Regions from separate parts of the Mus musculus genome. Here region 1 is linked to region 2. Evidence: chromatin loops called from intact Hi-C (ENCODE). Cell type or tissue: left cerebral cortex. All regions are shown on one strand. Each heading gives the region's core, and the rest is flanking DNA. Links, peaks and the distances in the headings are about the cores only. Region 1 overlaps Cadps (Ca2+-dependent secretion activator). Region 2 overlaps Cadps (Ca2+-dependent secretion activator).

Region 1 (11,553 bases), core at 1,592-9,591, 68 kb after region 2:
CTGGTTATTTTGAGACATGGAGCTAAAGACATATTCACCAGGACTTGCCTCTCCTCTTCTGGAGATCAGTATCTGTATTGGTCCCAGGCTCCCCCAGGTTCAGGTCTTAGTGCTATTACCTGTTTACAGATAAGGAAACTGAGCTCAATATGTAGGCAGTATGGCTTCTGGCCCTTGCACTAGGATTTTATCCAGTTCTTCCAAGTCTAAAACAATGCCTCATCTGCTTGCTTCTGCCCAGTCACCCTGCTTGCCAGCAAGCACGTTTGCAGCACATTCCTCCTGTCTTATTTCTGTATGTCTGCACAGCCTTGTAATGCTTTATTTAATTTTCATCTTTCTGTGTGTCCTTTTGTCCTGATTTTTATTTGCACTGTTGCTTTTTCTTTTTTGTTCCTAATTAATCCTCCTCCTGAAAGTTTGCTAAAGAGTGGGTAAGTGCATTTTTCTTTCCAAATAACAATGTTTTTGTATTGTTGTTTTTGTGTAACGGAAATACAAAATAATTCAAATGGATACTAAAATGTTCTAATAAATGTCAAGGAGCTGGCATATAATAACTTGTGTTGAAATTGCTTTTCCTTCTCCCCTGGCATTTATAGCAGATTTTTGTTTGTGTGGGGGTGTGTTTTTACATTACTATTTAAATTTAATCGACAGTGCCAGTTTGAAAAAACTGGAAAAACTTAGCTTCAGTCTAAGCAGAAGGTCGAACCTGGGTCTGCTTATTGATGAACAGAATAAAAGGGAAGGGGAAAAGTGTGGCTTGTAGCGATGGTTCAGAAAGAGACTCTACCTGGCCTCTGGGTCAAGACTGTAGCTAAAACTGATGGGCTCTGAGGCATATACCAAAAAATAAAATAAAATAAATAAAATAAAATACTTAGCAGGTTTTTATAAAATTGGTGTCTTAGTCAAGTTCCCTTTGGAGGGATCCCACTGTTTAAACTACATCCCCCATCAGATCCCCAGAAATACCATTCCTCTCCCAGTGTACTAGATTGCTATTGAATCAAGCTTTGTATAATCCAGTTCAACACACTGCTAGGCCAATTAGGCCAGCCATGTGTGCTGGGGTGTATGTGTGTTTGTGTGTGTGTGTGTGTGTGTGTGTGTGTGTGTGTGTGTGTGTGTATACATCAAAGGCTATCTAAAGCCTTAGACGAGAAACAATGAGCCTGCTGATTTTTTAAGTGCTTCGGGTCTCTCTATCAAAGAGAAGTCAGAATCTTATTGCTGCTTCTAGGACTATGGAAACAGACTGGATCTGCAGGCCAGGCTTTATTTATAGATTCTGATCTAAAGCCAGGGACACAATGCCCACTGTCAACTCCCTGACATGCTAATGTGTGTCTTTCTGTCTTCTTTAGCATCAATACCATTCAAAAATAGATGAACTAATTGAAGAAACCGTTAAAGAAATGATCACACTTTTGGTGGCAAAGGTAACCTTCAGCTTCAGGTGGAAGGGGGCACTGTCAATGTTGCTTTGTTGTGTCTGCTTTTCCATTAAAATGTAACACACTAAAAAGTTGCTCTGGACACTCACAGCTCCCAAGGAACAGGACTGCACATCACCCAGCCCCAGCTTGCGAGGATTTTCTGATGTGCGTGAGCTGTGTGAAGATCAATTGATGAAGCGGCATATGTTAACTTAATAAGAATGTGTCCCTAAACGCAGCACTAGGTTATGCGGGAAATGTTTGTTTTGTTTCTCAGCACTGACAAAGTTAGATTTTAAAATACATAAAATGAAGCGGTAATAAGGAATTCTGCCATCCTGAAAACCCCTTTCCCTCTAGTTTCACATGCAGTGAGAGTCATAATAACACAGAAAAGTCAGATAAAGCTATTTCAGTCACCCTCATGAATTATAGAATTTTAACTAAGTAATGCTGAATGGGAAGACATTTATATTTGCCAGTGCTAAACTTCTGTTTCTCCCAAATTACTGATAAAATACAAATAAAAATAGATTGGATTAAATGTAGTGCTAATATGTAATGTAAAGACTGCTTTGCGCAGTTTGGGATTTCGAAAAGTGCATTTAATATTATCGCATGCTATATGCAACTCAATAATATTTTGTCACTTTGCACTTCTGTAACACTCCGTATTTGCAATCACATAATAATGAAGAGAAAGCCGGATAAGTCAAATATTGCCGTACAACGGCAGTCTTTTCCTTCCTCCAAGTGAGAGTTTAAAAGATGGAATGCAGAAACGAACAGGGGGCTGAGTCCTAGCCTCTAGGTGGCTGGGACATGCTGTTCTTTCTTGTAAACAACTACAATTTGAAATAATACTTTTTCCTTTGTGCTGTTTTACTAGTTTGTAACTATATTGGAAGGCGTACTGGCAAAGTTATCCAGATATGACGAGGGGACTTTGTTTTCTTCGTTTCTGTCATTCACGGTGAGTAAAGCGTATCCTGCTCTCCCGGTTGTTGGTCTGGTTCAGTTGTGGTTCTGCTTGGGTGAGAGGTAATGTGTGGTTTTGCGCGGCAGTGGCAAGGTGTGTTAATTACATTCAAGCGCTAGTGTAACGTGTTAACACTGGAGAAGAGGCGGGGCATTCATTGCCATTAGGCCGGTATGCTGTCCAGTTCCACGGCACTTGTGAATAGCCTACCTTCAACTGCCTTGGCTATGACAGGAAATGTAGTGTGGGCCACGATTTTTACCAGTAAATACTTTTAGTAATTGTATATGGTGACCTTCAGGTCAGTTGTAACTGCAAATACCTTTTTTATGGCCTTTACTCTACGTAAGTTCTGGTTTTCTTAACTGAGTTAGTTGTATACAGTTCAAGTCCAGGAAACCTCATAGAGAAAGGAGTCTCCATCTCTAAGTGAGTGTGCTTGGTACACAGCCTCAGGCGCTGGGAGTTGAAGTACCGGGCCTTTATAGACTGAAAGTGCTTGCAGCTAGCGAGCCTCCTTAGGAAAAGGAATTCTCTCATTCTGCCTGCCTGAGCTCAGGAGCTGTTTGCATTTATAGCTTCCTGAGCTGTTGACATGTCCTTTCCAAATTCTTTGAAGCTCCAATTCAGTGCTAAACTTGTGTAAGACCAAGGGCAAAGGTAAAAGAAAAAGAAAAGCAGGAGGCAGCAGATTTCTGTGGATGGGTGGTCAGAGGAGAGAGCCATTCATCCTGCTTCACTCCCAGTTCCTGCCAAGTAGGTACAGTAAAAGTGGTATTGGTTCTAGGCTGTTTTAACAACAGTACAAGAACAGCAGGCAGCCTAGGAGCCTGTGTCTGTAGTAATCTCCCAGTGAGAATCAGATGCCAGACAAGGCCCAGAACATCAGCATCATGGGTACAAATCCTTATCTTTGGAATCCCTAGGAGCTGAGTTCAAATCCTGATACAACACTAGCCAACTATGTGAGCCTGAGTAGGTCTCTGAGCCCAAGTTTCCTCCTGTAAGGGTATGAGAGATGGATAATATCTCCCACAATGCCATAGAATGAGATGAAACCCTCATGGTCTGAGTTTGTAGTCGGACTCAATTAAATAACATCTTTTACAAGTAATGAATATGATTGTGATAAGATACAATCATACATGCATACAACTTCTTTCCAGACATGTCCTAAAAAGGAGTAAATTTATGAACAAATATACCCTATTTTGGCTTTTCCTCAGCCTATAGATTCTCCTTCTATTTAGGCAGATGTTAGCTGATAACATTTCAAGCCATTGCTAGATAGCGTTCGTCTTCAGCACACCCAGCTTGTTATGCTGTTTAACTCTGACCTTCCCAAATATAAAGATAAATTTAATCCAGAAGTATGATGCCCTTCATGCCTGCTATTCACTGACAAAGTGAGTTGATTGGGAAGGGGACAATGCAAAGAAACATTGAATCCAATTTCACTCTGAAAACATATGTGTAATGTGTCATTCTCTGCAAAGAAACCTATCTAGCCCACTCCTTTGACAAAGAAAGTATCCCAGAGACGGGGAGTCATTTGTCTGAGGTGATACCGCAATATGTAGAGTGGAGACTAGAAGCCAACTCCCCTGCCAGTTTCCAACCGCTGAGTGGCCTCTGGAGAGAGTGGGATTCTGCTGGTAAATGCCTGATGCTGGAAGGCAGATGGGCTTGTGAGTGGGCAAGATTCACAGAGAAGGATCCAGGGCACATGAGTTGGAGACAGACAAGGCCTCATTCTTCATTGCAACAGTGGAGATGACAAGGAAGTGGGTGGGATAAAGTGCACTATCTCTGCAAACTTCTCCGAGTGCCCAGAGACTAGTGCTTTGAGACTTCATTTTGAGCCAGTGTTTTCACAGCAGTGTGCTTGAACCCATGACCCAAGAAGGCCCCTTTTTTGTTTATGGATTCCACTTTTGTTCCTGGCAAGACCCTCCTCTGGGATGAACTCTCCAAAAGATTTGTTAGCAACTGGCCCAGCAGCAGCCAGATGAAGAATTCAGGATTCCAGGAATTCCCGGGGAGAGTGAGAAACCCAGACCAAAGTGTCCCATGATGACTTCCCATCTTTCTCACCGAGCCTACGACATTGTACAGCCTAGAGGCATGCCCAGCAATGGTGCCGCCATACCGAGCCTTCCAGCTCTGTTGCTGGGCCTGGAACTTCCCTCCTTATGATACTCCTCCCACACACTTGGCCACCTCATGGCCACAAGCACCCACTTCTCATTTGCAGCCTATGATCTCATTGCCTGCCAGGATTCCAGTATTAGAGATGAGAACTGAACTTAGGGGTAGTGAGAATCTCTCCACACATGGATTCTGAGTTCCTGCCCAAATTGCAGAGGACCTCTGAAGGATGCTGGCAGCCCGGTGATGTTAACGTCCCAGGAACGGAATAGAGGTGGAAGAGGATAGAGGTGGAAGGGTGGGGGCTGTGGTGAGGGGTGGAGTAAACAAGATATGTGAGAACAAGTACAGGAACCAGCGGAGTGTGTTCGGGCTCGGACAGAGGTGCGCAGCCTGTGCGGAGTCTGGCATACTTGCCTTTAACTCTGCTCCTATTTTCTGATTCCTTTCTTTGTGCACTTACCACATCCCCACCTCAGCAGGGCTGCCAAAGATGAGCCATGTGCTCGGCCCCCCAGAAAGCTGACGCATATCGACAAATATGCCACCCTGTCCCCCCTCTTTCTCCTGCTGAGCGCCTCCTTTGCTGGGTGGGCTTGATTTTGTGGTCCAAGCCAGACATTTTGGAAAACGTCTGCAGTGGCGCAGAGCAGGCAGGAATATTTATTTCTCATCTCCATCTGCATTGCTTCCTCTCTTGGAGAGGAGCTGGGGGAGGAGGGCGGATGAGATGTGGCTTCTCCTGCCAGCCCAAGAGGCGCCCAAGCGCACCCTCCTTTCCTCCCTCAGGGGCCTCAGCAGCAGTAGCAGCCTGGGACTGAGGGAGGCAGGCGCCTCTCGAACTTTTCAAAGATCAGCCCAGTTGGAAGATATAGTTAGCAACCATCCACCCATTTTCCTTGCCTGCAAGATGTGCTTTTATGGCGGATGACTATTTGGAAAGGACTCTGCCTTGTGGGTAGTCTCATGCTGTTCTTTTAGGAGGCCAAAAGGCAGGGCAAACAGGTGCCCAGGTCCCTCTCCCATAGCATTTAAATGCATCACTCACCCTTGTCCAGGGTTTGGCAAGAGCGCTGCTCCTGAAATGAATTCATTTTCCCAGTCAGTCACCCCAAATTCCTTACAAAGTACCTCTATGTCAGGTGTTGTGATGGTGCCGGGGTCACAGCAGTGCTCCAAAGGATGTTCTCTGCCCTTTGGGAGGTTACATTTATCCGAGGAGCCAGACAATCAGAAAGAGAAAGAATGAATGATCAAGTGGAAGGAAACATTGCCTGGGACATAAGCTGGAGAAAAAGGGAGGGTTGAGGAGATAGTATTTAAGCCAGGACAACCCCTCAAGATCCTTCCAGGGAACCATGATCAGAGATTTCTGGGGCCAGCTGTGAACAAAGAGGAAGGGAAGGGACTATTTCAGAGACAGCAGCAGCCACTAATGGCCACAAAACAGGGAAGCAAGAGACATTTCTGCATCATGACCCTGTAAGGTGGAGTAGGGAGGTTTTAGAGATGGAAATTGGTTTGGAGAGGTCAAAGGGGAAACTTTGGTGTGGTATGTGGTGCTGAAGACTTTAAGGGAAACGAGTCCCAAGCTTAATTCAGATTCGGAAAGAAAGGCAACCCTAAATACATAGGAAGGAAGCTCAGCTCTGCCCCTTAGCATAGACCTAGGTGACCTGGAGCAATGTCCCATTCCCTACATTTTAATTGCCTTTGCTGTGGTAAATAAATTCAAACGTCTAAAATAAGTACAAAGGCATAACTTGTGTTCCTCACGTCCTCACTGAGTGCCTGGCACAGAGCTAAATGCTCTGAAAGTATGTTTCTGGGACTCTCAGAGCAGCTCCGTTCTACCAACGCTGTTTAGAAAATGTTGGAAGCAAGGCTCAGAGAGGTTGGGCTCCACCTCAACTCCACCTGAGCAGTCCTGTACAGCCTTCACGGTGGGGTGAAGACAGACATGGGAAGGTCTAACTCTCACCCCACCCCCACAGGTCAGGAACAGCAGCCCTTCCAAGGCATCAGGATTTCAGCCAGCTACAGTTCTCCTTCCAAACACATCATTTGTTACTTACAGAACACGAGGAATAAAGCCCATGTCAAGGCTTCCAGGAACCTAATCCCTACTGTGTGTCCTGTCTTCTGGGTTTCTAATTGCTCACATCGACTGTTGTCATTATCATTGTCATTGTCATCGTCAGCTCTCTTCCTCGTCTTCCTCCTCCTCCTCCTCCTCACCAAGATTATAGTTGTTTTTCCACTTGAGAGTGAAACAAAGTTGAAATGGTTGATCCCTCTAAAAGTTGTGACCAAGGCTAGAGCCAGTTCACATCGTCAGCAGTGACTGCATTTTTCTTTTTTGTTTTCTGCTTTTTTTTTCCAGAGCACCCTGAAACATGTCTGTCACTTTGGTAATGATCAGAAATGGAGCAAAGAGTTAACCTCTGTCCAGAAGGAACTGTGGTTGCAGAAGCAATTGGAGGCATAGAGTAGGGTGAGATTTTAGAATAGCTTGCTAATGTTTCCCCGGACAGTATTCTGTTTTTGCTTTGGCATTAGAAAGCACCCAGGAGAGGAAAGGTTTTTATGTTGTGAGCTGGTGATAGGACAGAGACTATCATTAAAGGCTAACAGCATCAGGCTATCGGCTGCTGGATTCCTGTGCTAACCAGTTAGCTAATACATTCTGAGTGGAAAGTCCTGCCTCAGATGCTGTAGCAGCAGGCGTGCCTGTCAAGACTAACTTACTGACACTATGAAATGATTTCTATGCATTTTTCTTGAGACATCCTTACAGCCAGACTCTGCCATAGGTTCAGTTCATATTATAAATAAAGCACACTTAGTTACTCTCTAAGCCATATGACTCTTTTATTATGGCCAGTATAATTGCCTACATGTACAGAACTCATCAATGAAATCACCTGGTGATGCTTTTAAAACCAATCCACTGTTACTTTATTCCTAAGTGGGAAAAATAACTATTTGGGGGGCTGAAAAGATACTTAGTGAGTAAGGACACTTGCTACACAACCTGGAGGATGTGAGTTCATGTCCCAGCACCCTTGCAGCAAGCCCAGAATGGGCTGGGGACAGAAACAGGAGGATTTCTGGAGCTTGCTATATAAAATCTTAGCCAAGAAACATGACCTCTAGGTTCATGGAGAGACTCTGCTTCAAATAAATAAGACAATGAAAAAGGAAATCCCATGCCTTTACACACACATACACACGCATACATATACCACATGCAATGCTCACACTAAATGAATAAAATAAAATATGACAGGCACAATTATTTTATGAATAACTTAGCCTAATTATTCCATTTTGGAATAACACCCAGGCAAGAGACTTCCATTTCCCCACTGCCTTTGTGCTTCTACATAATTACCAGTTTTATTTTAGTCCTTTCGTAAACACATTTCTTAATACATGCTAACACACTAAGTACTGGGGCTCAGTATTAAATAAGAGAAACTATTGCTCTTACTCTGTGTTTACATGCTGGAGATATATTCCCAACAAGTAATTAGAAACATCATTACTTTTCAGAGAAAGAGGAAATTAGTCAGTGCAGTGGAATTACAGGGCAAAGATTCTCAACCTCCTCCTCTAGAGGCCAGCGAAGAAAATTACTTGGAGGGAGTGGACATGATCCTGTGTGTACAGTTGTGTCTGTAGATAAATATGCCCATATGTGCATGTACATATGGAAGCCACAAGACAAGCAGGTGCCTAGGTAGGCTGGCCAAAACATGACTATCTCTGCCTTCTCTATCAATTGGGTTAGGAATGAGCACTACCACACCCATCTTTGTATATATGCATGATGGGGGTCAAACTTAGGTCTCCATGCTTCCATCACTTCTTAAGCCATCTCCCCAGCCCCAGAAGTGACTCAAACTAGACCTACAGGAGAATTAGCATTTGACCTGGCAAGGAAGGGATATGGTTAAGACAAGGCAGAGAGGCCAGCTCCCTGGTATAAGTCAGTGGCAAGCTGTGGTCTTTTGACACTGAAGCTGTGAGCTGCCATTAGAAGGTGACTTGAAGAGCCTTTCATATTTTCCTAATTCATTTTCCTCATAGCCAACTAGCCAAGTTCCTGTGCTCAGAAGCACTGGTCTCTAGCCTGCGCTAGTCTCTTTCATCAGCCACCGCCAAACATTTCAGAATGTGGCATGGGCTTTGGGGTCTGTGATATAATATTTCATCACCTATTTGGATACCCTCATTTCAGATTGCTGCCATGACAATTAACATGCCTGCTGACTAGAGCAACATAGAGAAGAAAAAGACAAGCATCTGAAATCAGCTGTTTCCTTTAATGTTCTTTTGTAAAAACAGCTATCTTTGAAAGCGAACATGAGATAGACACAGTATTTTGTTCAGACTCTCAGGTGCTGATCAAGCTGCTCACAGAAACTCAATTGTGAAAGAAATACCTACAACATTTGTATGCAGTTTCACATGAGCTATAATTAAAGGTCGTTGAGTCCACCTTGACCTCCAACCAGACACAGTGGGCCCTTATTGACAGAAACTTAAAGAGAGCTGGTGAAACCCAGGTTGAGAGAATTTGACAGGTTGTTGGCCACTTCTGAGATCCGGTTCAGTTATCTGCAGAGTAAGGCTGCTGACGTCAGTATTGGATCTAGGAACCATGGACTTTTTGTGGTATCTTGTATGTAGCAGGTGCCCTGTGAATAGCACTTCTAGAGCTGAGCTCAGTTTCCTCAGAAGAGTGAGGAAGTTGAAATGACCCCATCTAAACATTTAAACAGCTTTCATTAGTGTAGTAGCCAGTTCTCCTCTAAGGCCAGACTTACCTGCACACAGGGTGAAGCAAGTGATTCGATAGATTTCTGTGTCCAGAATTTAGACCCCAAAGATACTTTTCATTACACTTACTACATAGTTAGCATTTTCTCTTTTATTACTCATAATCTTTAGGATGCTTCTTTGTCCATTAGAATATTAGTTAGGGCTATGAGATAGATTCAATGTTAAAAGTCTTGCCTACCATGTATGTGACCCTGTGTTTTATCCTCCAAAAGAGATGAGAGAGAGAGAGAGAGGGAGAGGGAGAGGGAGAGGGAGAGGGAGAGGGAGAGGGAGAGGGAGAGGGAGAGGGAGAGGGAGAGGGAGAGGGAGAGGGAGAGGGAGGAGAGGGAGAGAGAGAGAGAGAGATTACCATGTCTAACATTGACATCGCTTATTCAATCAGCCATCATGTTTTGAATGAGTGCTATAAGTAAATTACTGAACCAAAAGATGTAGACACAAGACTTTTTAGCTAGGCATGGTGGCATATGTCTTTATTCCCAGTACATGAGAGGCAAAGACAAGGGTATTTCTGTGAGTTCAAGGCCAGCCTATTCTACATAGCGAATTACAAGATAGTCAGAGCTACATAGAACCTGTCTCAAAAAAAATTTCTAAATGATGTATCTGACATCATTTCACACACACACACACACACACACACACACACACACACACATCCTATAAGTTACTACCTAGAGTACATTAATAAAAGGAACATTTGAGACTTTCTGACTTTGTGTTTTCAATGATTGGCATTGTCTAGTTGGTTCCTATTGCCTGTAAGATCCAGTTCTCTGTTTTGCTTCCAAATCTCCATGTTTATATTATATGTTAGGAGCTTGAAATTGATCGTGGTGGGGTTTCTCTATACTATCAAATTTAACCAACATACCAAGAAGAAAATTGGTTCTTGTTGTTTGAGGGGTTTGTTACTGTTGTCTTTTTAGAGGGAGGCAGAAATGAGTCAAGCATAGGATGTAACCACATTGTATCTAAGGTGATGTCAATGTTAGATGTTATAAAAATTCTGCTTTAAGTACCCAACCACATGGGAGAAGGTCATTCTTTCTGAACTCTCTTTTCATCTTTATTTTTACATCAAGGATAATGTTTCTATTTAGGCCACATTTTGTACTTTCTGACATGTATCCTGGGGGGCCTCAGCTCAACCCTCTCAACAGGTAACCATGTCTGCCTAGATTTAATAAATTCCTGTTATATATATCCCTTCCCTTATCTAGAGTGGTACAATGCATTTTCCATGTAGTCACGCAAGTTGTCTGTCTCTTTACCTACCTGAAAAGAGGAAAGAAAAAAAAAAGCTCCATTACGCAACAGAGCTAGACTGATATGGTATCCACATCAGTGATGGCTTACATGGTCCGTTGCTTGAGGACTGAGGAGATGGCTCAGTCCGTACTGAGGGGACCTGCTTTCAATCTCCAGGATCCATGAAAAAAGCCAGAGGTGCGTCCACACGCTTATCAGCTCCAGAGAATTGATATCTCTGGGGTTCATTGACCAACAAGCAGAGCCTAATCAATGAACTCCAAGTCCCAGTGAGATAGCTGATCTCTGGCACTTATCACAAACCCTAGCAAGAAGGGAAACTTCAGGGACAACGTTGGTCCCTTCACTCAGAAGGTGACTATACGCAAGAGCTCAGTGAAAGCACTGGACTAGAATGCTCCATGGATAGAAAGAAAATGTTTATTGGAGCTCAAACTACTAAGGCTTGTCGGGGTGGGGCAGGGACAAAATGGGGTGGGGGGAAGCAGGTAGATTCTATTTGACAATCAGGGTGAAGTCTTTGAGCTGAACCAGGAACTAGATGCCCTTGCAGGACTTGTTGGCTTTTAAGTGTGTATTAAGGTGGGGTCTTGGTAAACAGAAATCTGCCTTATAATACTCCTGAGGAAAACTGAATTTACTCTTCAGCTTACCCAGTTACAATTCTTCTATTTGCCAAGTCAGAGTTCTTTTTGTTTAGGACATTGTCACCAGCACTGCCATTTTGGAAAACCCTCTTTGGACATAACATCCCCAACTGGAGTCCATCAACAGAGTCCGTAGCCACTCAGCACTAGAGCAAGAGCAAGCATTGACCTCTTGGAATTTGAGTTCTGGTCAACTTCTTGTTGAGAGATGTTCAAG
Region 2 (11,553 bases), core at 1,802-9,801:
TTCCTTGCCTTTGGCCACAAGTAGAACATCCAGAAAAGCAAGCTTTTCCTGCAGACTTTACGGTCCCAAAGATCCCAAGCTTAGCAAGCAAAGCAAAGGAAAGCCAAGGCCGTGCAGCAGGCTCGATTTCAAAGCACTTCCCCAAGGATGAGTCTGAGACAACTACCATGGCAAGCTTATAGATCCTCTTATAGATCCTCTAACAGAATTTCTGCACAGGTAGTATCGCTTCCCAAAGCCTTTGTTTTATCATTTTAATGGACAATTTGTCTGTTAAAATACTATTCTTCCACTTGCCTTCTAGAGACAATGGTTTTGTATGTCTTGGGCATAAACAACACATCATAACCAAACACTGACCACTCACTACTCCTATGCAAAATGCCAAAGATTTTAAAAGTGTAGAAGCTGACAAGCTGCACAGTTTTGTTCAAACGATAGCTGAAGTCACTGAAAACTCATAGTGTTAAAGTCCCACAGCTACCAAAAAACAAGCTCACAGCAATACCCTAAGTGAGGGAGAGAAAGAAAAAAAAACCCTTCCTGGGACAGAGGCCACATAGGAAAATATTATTCAAACACCCTCTCAAGTCAGACATCAAGTTTCCTTTGCCCTGATTGCTCCGCTGGCTCCTGGCAGCTCCCTGCATCCCGTAAAATGTTGCATTCGAAGAGATGAGTAAAACCTTGCTTGATTCCCTCTGAGATTCTACCTTATCGTAGTTGGATATCTGGAGAGGAAATGACTCGGTCAACTGAGCAGATCTCTTTATCCTTGAAAAATACCCCTGTTCCTACCTTTTGAGGATTTTTTTTTCTTAGTGGCACTTGAGCTGAATTCTCTGAGTTATTTTGCCAGCTAAGGATAGACTATTTTAGTTACACACGTTGAGATTAATTAGTTAGCCCTTAGGAGGTTTTGCCTACAGTCTTCACCCTGTAAGGAAAAGTGTGAATACATGGAGACTATTAACTCACAATAACTGGCAGACCGCAGCCCTCACAGCGTAGTTTCTGTTTACTAATGGAGTATGTGCCCCACAGGCAAAGTCCTTGCCTATCCAACACTAAACCCACACTAAACTTATTCTCCCAGTTTCAATGAAAATCTTAAATTTAAATTAAAAAAAAAACTTTTAATTTTGGAGGGTTGGGAATCAAACCTTTTGTGACACCAAATTGGCAATGAGAATTTGGAAGGGGATGACACAAATATTGTCACTCTGCTGAAAACCAGCATAAGCCTTTCCCCAGATAATTCCAATAAGCACAGAGAAATTACTCTAAACACAACCGCTGGAATGGCAGAATCTATTACGAACTCAAAAACCTAGCTAGACTGCTATCAGCAAAGATCCGATCTGCTTTCAGTGTTCGGTGAGATGCAGGCGAAGTTACGGTCTCATGCATGGTTTAAAGAGCAACACGAAGCACTGGAATTGTGATCATTTGATAAACATGTTGATGCCAATATATTTTTGCCTAAATGCAGTAAACTTACCAGTAAGTGATGCAAGTTGACAATGGGGGCGGGGGGTGGGGTCAAAGACTATCTCCGGGGTAGCGGGGTGGGGCAGCAGGGAGGCAGCTGATGTTCACAATGCCTAGTGAATCCTGTGAATCTGTAATGTCAAAAAAAGCCTGTGATGTGTTTCTCTAAATTGTGTCTCTCTCCACATGTGTAAATGAACAGACGCAGATAGAGCTCAGAAGCATGGCATGGATGAATTTATCTCTTCCAACCCCTGTAACTTTGACCACGCTTCCCTCTTTGAGATGGTGCAGCGGCTGACTTTGGATCACAGACTTAATGATTCCTATTCTTGCCTGGCAAGTATACCCTTTGATGTACAGCAATTGCAGCGTGACATTCCTGAAAAACATCAAATACCCCTCTACCTTTATGTCAGAACTCTACCCACTCCCTACAAAACCCCTTTAACAATTATAAGCAAGTCTTTAATTTTCTGCATGGCAGAAGTTTTATTTACTCAAGAGTCGATGTGAGATGGAGGAAGTGCTCATGAGAGACATAGCCAATTCCCCAGCCACCCTATCTTAGCCACCCCATCTTAGCTGCTACGTGAGAAATCTTCCTAAAAAAGTGGTTGAACTTGGCACCTGCTCAAAATGAACTTATAAATATTGCCTGATTGTAGGTACCCCACCCTCTTTGTCCTGTGCCTGTTATTCCTAGCTCATTAAGCAATACAATGCTTTTGTCACTTCTAAAGATCGAGACAGTTGCTAATACACTCCACTGCCACTGTAATGGATTTGGGTTTGTTTATTTGGGTGACACCTTCTCTGTTATACTCAGAATCATGTTTACCCTTGAGGAAAAAATTTTAAAGGTGCAGTAGGCATTTAGAAGCTCAGCTACCCAGCAGGGTTTTTTACATACCCTGAAATCTCATTTTAAACCCTCAGTCAAATTAGTTCAGTTTAAAGACTGCTGTTACATATTTATCCAATTTTTGAAAACACATTTTTGGTTTACAACTATCAAGCCCCAAACTATGACAAAGATTCAGCTCATTTCTGTTTTCAGATTCTAAATGATGAATTTATTTAAGCGTAAATATTACTTACTAATCCTACTTTGTAGACAGAAAAGAAGGAGGGAGATGATCAAATGATTTTATGCAGAGAGCAGTTCTTCTCCTTGACTTCAAACATGAAAGTTAATATATTTATGTAACATTAATATTATATAATTAACTGACATTAGCATAAACCCTTATTCTGAATGATTATTTTAAGTTCCCCTTTTTTGCTGCTTGAAGATATTGTGTGTTTTTTAAAGAGGTTAAAATCATCTTAAAATAGAAGTGGGATTCTGTAAGATAATTTATTAATCTATGGCTCACAGTGACACATTATCTCATTTAGAATCTCGTCATTGGAGACTCTTACTTTGCCAAGTTGGAAAGGAACACCACACTGACTTGAAAAACAAAAACAAATCAAACAAATAAAACAAAACACCTTACCTTGCATTGCAAGTCCATTTTTCTCAGATTTCCTACTATTGTGTATCTCTAATTACATTTATGACCGTCGTGAGGTGTGCCTCAGCACTGCCACCCTTTCAGCAGGAACTCTTCTCACGTGATGAACACTGTGAGACATGTTTACACTTTGAGACGGTTTCACCTTTTATGACTTTTGTTCACGTCAGTGTTTGAAAACAATTTTTTTTCATTCTGAAATTTACCACGAAGGAGAATTAATATATGCCCTCTAAAGATATAACCGGAGATGACAGACTGATGCCTGTTCCCCATTAATCACTATACGCTTAACTACATAGTCCAAATTTAAAAATAATAATTATGAGTGACCCAGAACAACTCCCTTTCCTGATTATATACCTGGATCTATTAATTAAGGCCAGAGTTTCAGAAAATAACAGAAATGTAAAGGGCCTTATCCCCTATCTCTCTATTCCATTTTTCTCATTAGTACAGTCTTTTTTTTTTCAGTTGGTTTTGGAGACCGACCAGCAGGGATACATAAATTTTTCTGTGTCTTCGACTCAGTTCCTAATTGATATTTCTTCAACTCTTTTCAAAGCAGCTATTTTGGCATCTACAAAAGACTTGGTGTCATCTGAGTCGTAGAAAATATATTTTAATCTTTCACAGCAGTGTTGTCTCTAAGATTTAGCATTTGGGGTAGCAGATGGAGTGGCAAAGAAGTTGCCTATAGGGGCAGCCCACTGCCTCAACTACTCTCCCGCCCTCTGGAGGAACTTATAATTTGAAATAGGAAAGATGCCGTCTTTCGTTGGATGCATCGCTGAGCTGCACGTTGCCAGTTGAAGATCCCCAGATCCTAATACAAGATGAGAGCCTTGCAAAGCCCTCCCTTCCAGACTCCTTTGGCCTCTCCCTGTTCCACATCACTGACTCCCTCATCCCTTCGATCCAAGCTGCAGTAATATTAAAAAAAAAAAACAAACAAACCTCATAGGAGACCCTCAAAGAAAAATGAAGTTTGTTAAAAAGAGCCCAAATGTCCAATCTAGAAACTGCCACCTGGACTGATTTATTGCTTGCTTCAGGTAGTATGGAAATGAGACAACATGGTTTGATTTTAGACTCTATCCATACTGACCCTCAATGCCAAGTCACTTGGCCTTGCTAGGGACCTGTCTTTCCAGTTACATAAGAGAGACACGGGTTTCTATCCATCACGATGCTGAATTACTATCAGAGACTCCATCTGGATTCTCTTTTGCAGCAAGGTTTGGCTGGTCTCATGGTGAGCAAATATAAACAGGAAAACAAATAATTGCAGGGGGTAGGGTGGGACTATAGATGCAGTCCTGAGAAATCTCTCTCTTTTGTTCAATTGAATCCGAGGCAACTTACTTACTCTAGCCATTTAGATGCTATGTTATTACCTTCATTTCAAAATGCACTGAAAATTTCTTCTAAGGTGTAATGATTTACAAAGTTTAGTCTATGTGTAAACCAGCTTAAATTTCCTTTATGCCTGAAGATAGGGAAACAGACGGACCCAGAGTAGAAGCTGGGCTGGGTCTGGTGTGAATAGCAGGTTCCTTACCCAGACTCTGTGCCAGTCCTGTCTACCTCACGGGCTTACTAGAAGGCTCAGCTGAAAGCTATTTGTCAAGCACAAGTTGTCTACCAACTGAAGGCATTTGTATCCCAATTTTCCCTTGCCAGACTCTGCCCCAGCTTCACCCCCTATAGTACATGTCAGAGCCCTGCTTGTTCTCTTTTCCTAGAAGCATGCTGCTTGCTGATACAGCTCTACCAATTGTGTTGATATCCCATGGCATCCCTGAGCTCAGTTAATTTACCCACCTGCAATCAAAAGAGTTAACACTGGCTGTTTATCAGTCCCTTCCTCTAGCCACTCTTGATACTAGCACCTCTCCAAAAAGCAACATTTAAAAGAAAGTCTCTCCTTTATTTCCCTACAGGGCTGGTTCAGTCCTGGCCAGGTGTTTGTGTTAGATGAGTATTGCGCCAGAAATGGAGTCCGAGGATGTCACCGGCATCTCTGCTACCTTAGAGACTTGCTGGAACGAGCAGAAAATGGCGCGATGATTGACCCCACGCTTCTTCACTACAGCTTTGCCTTCTGCGCGTCCCATGTCCATGGTAACAGGTAAGCATGGGTCTAGCGGTATTCCTAAAGGATAAAAAAGAAACTTCCAGTGGTTTGTAACTAGTTCTGCCTGAAAGAGTGACCCTAACTCACAATATATCCCTATTTACCCAGTAGTGCACAAACAGACTGGAGGAGGGGAGGAACTACACATGGGGTGGGTGGGAGAGAGGAGAGAGGCATGCTAAACTAATTTCCTTTCCTTAGACAACTGTGAAGAAATACCAAACAGCCCTTCTAGGGGAGCCCCGAGTTAAATCAGTCTGGGTAGCAATCATTATCCGTGGTGGGCTTTGGTTTTGTATTTGCTTTTTCCTTTTTTGTTTTTTTAATCGGTGACCTTGGTTGGTAATTAAATTCTCAAAATTACAGTTTTCTGGTCTATAAAATGGGAATGACAGTTTTCTCATGGAGTTGAGAGGCTACTTGTGAACACACATATATATGTGTGTATATATGTGTGTGTGTGTGTGTGTGTGTGTGTGTGTGTATATATATATATATATATATATATATATATATATATATACCCTCAGCCCAACTTGGCAAGAAACTGATCGCTATTTTGCCTTTGTTGATACTACCGTTCATTTCAGGAGTGTTTGATGGTTGCTTGCATTTTGTGTACGTGATGAAAAATAAAAACCATGGGAGAAGTCGGGCGTGGTGGCGCAAGCCTTTAATCCCAGCACTCAAGAGGCAGAGGCAGGCAGATTTCTGAGTTTGAGGCCAGCCTGGTCTACAGAGTGAGTTCCAGGACAGCCAGGGCTACACAGAGAAACCCTGTCTTGAAAAAAAACCACCACCACCACCACCAACAACAACAACAAAAAAAAATAATAGGGAAGATACATTAAGAAAAGGAATTCAATTCTGGGTAGAACTCAATAAGAAGCATGACTCGGATAGTGCGGCAGAGCAGCAGCAGGGGGCTGAGGAAATGGTGCTGGAGCCGAGAACTGACTCGTGGAGGCTCTAGGCAAAAGGAACAGCATGTACTACTGTCCTGTGAAAACGGAAGCCAAGCACATTGCTAGAGCTAAAGCAAGATAGGTAAAGCTGGCAGTCAAGATGCCAGGAACACTGAATATATCCTCAGAAGTGGGAAGAACTTTGGCGATCACAAGCTAACCAACTCCCTCACTTTGTAGGTTTCACAAACAAGACCAGAATGTCAAGTCTCCTGACTCTGTACTAAGTATTCTATTTCTTTAGACCTTGCCCAGCTCCTGAAGGGGAAAAAACATCTATGTTCTGAATAATGCAAAGAAGCAAATAATTTAAGAACATTGCCATTTGGCTCTAGAGGCATGGAATAAATTTCCACGCTGCCACAGCCAGCTTACCATCTCAATGTATGTAGCCACACGTTAGTATAAAGATAAGTCTACGATATTCCAAAGCACCCCTGCCAACAGCCAGGGGAGGCAGCAGAAGACAGCTGGGTGGCTTTGGAAAACAAGCCTCAGATGAGCAAGTTGTCACTCGGGAGAAATCCACGTCAGGGAAGAAGCCAGTCCAGGCTACCTGGCTTTGAAGCTAGGGTTGTGTCAGCCTTCCTCATCTTTGCAAGCCACACGGTCCTGGAATATCTATGGAATTTGTTCTGTGCTTTTCCTGTCTCTAGTACTGATAGACTTTTATGAAATGAGACTCTATCATTTATAGCTAGGTAGTAATAACACTGTAGCTTTGAATATTTTAACAGAAAATAAGATTATTCTCATCTCCTATTGTTATGGCTCCATAGTCCAACACATGACCTTTTATTCGCATAAAAGATACTCATAAAGACTGTGATACCTGGGTTGAAGCATGCCTAATTTGCACTTTTATAAATATGTACACTTTGATGATTATCTGTTACAGCCTCTTGGACTGAATTTTTATAGAGGGTGAGAGAGAGAGAGAGAGAGAGAGAGAGAGAGAGAGAGAGAGAGAGAGAGAGAGAGAGGGAGAGAGAGAAGTTGCATTATATTCTCTTGGTTGTCACACTGTATTCTACATATGTTACTGAATAGGAAAGTGTTATAAAATAATGAAATGTTTTTGTAAACTCCCTCGTAAACATCATCATGAATTATGATACACATTGTCTGGGTTTCATATTGTAAGACTGCCACTTGATTCACAGTTAGGTTTATACATCTTGTCGTGGGAACAGTTTGGGATTTCTTATTTCCTTTTCAGTTTTGATTTTCCTTATGCATTTTGCATCTTTTTTTTGCTTATTACTTTAGCTTGAATGCATTTGCCTTTGCTTTTTGATGCATCCTTCTTTTTCTTTCTTTTTGTTTGCGCATGTGTGTGCTCTTGGTTTTCCTATGGTTGGCCACCCTCTATGCATGCCTCCTGCCACCACACCCTCTCCAAAGTCAACAAATGCATGTGTATCTTAGTGGGCTGCTATCAAACACAGACTTTCAAGGGGGCAAATCTCCACCTTCTCCTGAACCAGAGATTAAAAAAGATTCACGAAGAGAATCAAAAAAAAGAAAAGAGTCTAAACCTCACCCAAGTCAAGAACAAAAAAGGTAAGAAGCCATTTGTGTTAGCTTTTGTTTTCAGCCCCTTTGACCTGTCCCTGCATGCATGCTACCATGTCCATGTCTGCAAACAACAGCTTTGTGAATCCCCTAAATCTGAATCCTTTTCCAAACATGCAGTTTTTCATAAAAGATCTTAAAAATGGGAAAATGTGCATTGGGACTAAGTTTGAGCCAGGTGTTTGGTGTTTGTATTGGAAAGACTGACCTAGCAATAAGCAAACAGAAGTGAGTCAGATTGTTTTAGGTGGTGTTGTTGTGTTTTGTTCTTTTGTTTTGTCTTCATGTCTAGTTTTAGTCTGATGTCTTACAAGTCATTTGTAATTAAAAAAAAAAAGGTATGCTTGGTAATTTTAAACTAATGTTCAAGAGGCAAATAAGATGGGTTAACTGATGTTAGATAAGATAGGCCCATACATTTATTATGGATCTAATTTCTTAAGCAAATCTTCCTAATTTTCACACTCATCTGTTTAGAAGAAACCCAGCTGAAACAGTGAATTATGATAAAGCACAAAGTAAGCCCATCACTAAACCAACGGCTACTAGTAGAAAAACAATGAGATCATCTTTAAGGCATGAAGTTCTAAGCTTCTGTCTACCTTATCCTGTGTTGACCGTCAGCAATGCTCTCCTCTTTCACTGGAAAATTGGTGCCTTCCCCCTTAGACTTCCTTTATTCACTCTTTTCATTCTCTTCTTATTTATATTCTTCCTCTGTCTTTGCCTGCAATTCTGGACAGACTTGTCCAAATAGATGGTCATAGGCAAGGATCCTGTATGCTTTAATGTTCATTTATCTACTGGCCATTTCTAAGCCTTGTGTATGCAGTGAACTTACAGAAGCTTCAAGTGCACCTGGGAAATTCTGCTCACTGGAGAATGAAGCAGGCTGTCCCTTATAGTAGGCAGAGCTATTAGTGAGCATGCAGAGAACTCCCAGAACCACCGAGTCACCCCCTCCCTCCTGGCACTGAATATGGCTGATGGTGAGGCAGAGTTCCTGCTTGTGTTTTGCTCTGCTGTCCATATCCACCTGCAAGAAAACAGAAACTTCCAGTCAGGATCAAGAAGCCACTGTGGAAGCTGTCCAGAGTGCTGCTTTTCGACCTGGCATCATCCACACAGAGCAGAGCAAGTCGTTCCTGTTGAAAGGCAGCTCCCACTGGACTGTGGCCCATTTCCTAGCATATAAAGAGCTATGCAATGGAGCTTTCCTACCCAATGGGAGCTTTCCTGTGTATTTGACGGGATTAAGCATGGTGAGTTTTCCCTCCAGAAGACTTTTGGTGAGGTCTGGAGATATTTCTGATTGGCGTGGGGGTGGTATTAAATACCCAGTAACATTCAGGCCCAAATGCCAGTGGCATTGAGGTACAGGAGTCTCGTGTTAAATAATGTTCCCAAATGATGGGCTGATATGTTTCCCCCTTGGATTTGTTGTTGTTTCTTTTACGTCGATGCTGTACCTATGTGTTGCTCTGCAAAAGCAGCAGTCTTCCCCCTCTAGGGTTCACATGAGTCACATGGAAGAGTCTAATAAAATATAGAGCATGTGTTCCTACCCTCAAATAATTCAGCAGTTCTTACATGGAGCCAGAAAGCTTCTTCTAATATACTCTCATCCGTGATTCTGACTTCAGAACACATCTAGCCAAGATCTTGGTTGTTTCATTACTGTATGTTTGAACCACTTGTGGTAAGGAAATGAAAATAATTCTGATTCCTGAACCCCATTTGCAGCCAAAAGCCCTCTGGGGAATTTTTACCTGAACCATTAAAGTTTAATAAGGAGATAATTAAGCACGAGGAATAAAAGAACTCAAGTGATTCTAATACATATCAAACTTTGAGAGTAATTGAATGAATATTAGTTTGGGCCAACTCTTTATAACTAAGCCCATTTTCTCAAAAGAGAGAGAGAGAGAGCAAACTAAAGGAAAATGTGAACATGTTCAGCTGGTTGCATTTGGCGATCACAAAATCCACAGATGTAAATTGCTATATCTTCTCATTTTTAAATCAGCTCCTAAGGTTGCAGTACTTAATTTTCACCATAATATTTTTAGTATTCTTTCTAGATGACATTTAGATTAGCATCACTTTGGTCACTGTCCCACAGTGACAAGGCAATCAAACAGCTCCGACGATTGCAAGTTGCGTCAATGTTCCTTGGATCCCTTTATTATTGAGATTGGAAATTTTTCTCATTTACATTATTATTTAACATTTCTTGAATGCCACTGCTGCTTTTCACATATGGCCTGCATAGAAAGTACATTGTATCAGCAATTAACAAATCCATAATGCCAAACGCCTCAATCCACAGCTCGCTGCATAGATTAATGAGTCTGCAGTCAGATGTAAGAGGGCATGAATTCTAAAACATCTCTGAAAATGTGTCCAAAGATCATCTGGGGAGATGTGCTCGAAGTCAAGGTTCTGTTCATCTTCACAGCCCATGTGCATCCTGTGGGTTCGGATTTGAACTCATTCTTCTCCATTCATCCAGCAGGGTCCCTAGATCATCCACCCACTTGCCCAAGACAGAAGCTGAGCAGCCATGCCATGAACTCCCCCTTCCTTCATAGCATGTGACAAATCAATTCCTGGCTCTACCAATGCTCTTAAGTTTATCTCAGGTATTTCCATTTCTGTCATTGATTGAAGCCACTACTATAGTCGAAGTCTCTGTCTTCTCTCCCAGGGACTGAACACTTGGCTTATTTATGGTGTCTTTGCCTCATTCAGTTAGTGTCATATGGTGGTTATTTTATTTTGTTTTGCTTTGCTTTATTTTGTTCTGAGTTACATATTTTTTTCTTTCTTTCAACCATATCTCTACCTCTTCACACACACACACACACACACACACACACACACACACACACACACACAATTATGTTTAGTATATTTTATCTCCCCCCCCCAAAAAAAAAACAGTATCGCACTAAGTGGGTATAGATTTGCCTTACAGAGAACTCTGAAAACAGTGCTTTATGCAGCAAACAAGTATGGATAGAGTCTAACAGTGAAATGTATTCTTGGTCTCATGTTACAGAGAGAAATGATACTTTTATGAACATGTCACTGGATTGCATCTAGCTCTGTACAGGTATTGGCCTTGTGCAAGGATGAAGCATCCTTATGTTCTAAACACCAGACTCACCTAACTGGAAGTGATCATAAGAGAGAGAGGGTAAATTACAAACAAGTTTCAAAAGAAAGTAAGCATCTCCCACAGCTAAAGAAAAATTTCCTTTGGACTTGTCACCTTCATTAAAACCATTCGACTATCTTCCTGGAGGAAGCTTGCTTCCATAGGAATAGCATGAAGTCTTGAGAAATCTGTGTAGTTGGTAGTTCTTACCTAAAATTCCACAGTGTGACCTTACCCTGGAGTCACTGAAGCTATTTGTACAAACTATTTGCAGATTTCACACACTTTGAGCATGTATGTGATACAATTTTTAAAAAAACAACAACAAGCCGGGCATGGTGGCACACGCCTTTAATCCCAGCACTTGGGAGGCAGAGGCAGGAGGGTTTCTGAGTTTGAGGCCAGCCTGGTCTACAGAGTGAGTTCCAGGACAGCCAGGGCTACACAGAGAAACCCTGTCTCGGAAAACAAAACAAACAAACAAACAAACAAACAAACAAAGCAGCAGCAGCAACAACAACAAAACCTCACATACATTACTGTTGTGACCAGTCCAAAGTCTAACGTAGGGTCTCCAATGTCAAATCCAAATCCATAGCTTCTCAGTCTTCATCAATCTGCTCCTATTCCTCCAAGGGGAGAATCTATGAAGTTCTGGTCCTTTTCTTGGTGAAACACATGCTCTTCTATATCTTGCGTTATTTC

The links. Peaks named below come from ENCODE experiments on the same cell type or tissue, not always from the same donor. Only the 100,000 strongest peaks of a DNase experiment are listed, where the experiment ranks them.
Region 1: it touches region 2 in a loop (13-fold over the local background); 2 of 42 quality-filtered maps call a loop at or near these places.

Annotation. Positions count from the first base shown.
Region 1 is chr14:12,430,733-12,442,285 of GRCm38, reverse strand. Cadps (Ca2+-dependent secretion activator) reads left to right here. Exons shown (of 31, transcript NM_001042617.1): 26 at 1,371-1,445; 27 at 2,332-2,415. Among named protein-coding and RNA genes, the nearest start is that of Fezf2, 91 kb to the right of the region's middle. In left cerebral cortex, for the core only: no CTCF peak of the experiment used is centred there; DNase peaks (open chromatin) are centred at 4,106, 4,665, 5,233 and 6,477; H3K27ac peaks cover 2,683 bases.
Region 2 is chr14:12,499,373-12,510,925 of GRCm38, reverse strand. It overlaps Cadps (Ca2+-dependent secretion activator), which reads left to right. Exons shown (of 31, transcript NM_001042617.1): 13 at 1,694-1,830; 14 at 4,955-5,142. Among named protein-coding and RNA genes, the nearest start is that of Fezf2, 160 kb to the right of the region's middle. In left cerebral cortex, for the core only: a CTCF peak has its summit at 6,562; DNase peaks (open chromatin) are centred at 3,714, 4,567, 6,222 and 6,486; H3K27ac peaks cover 2,324 bases.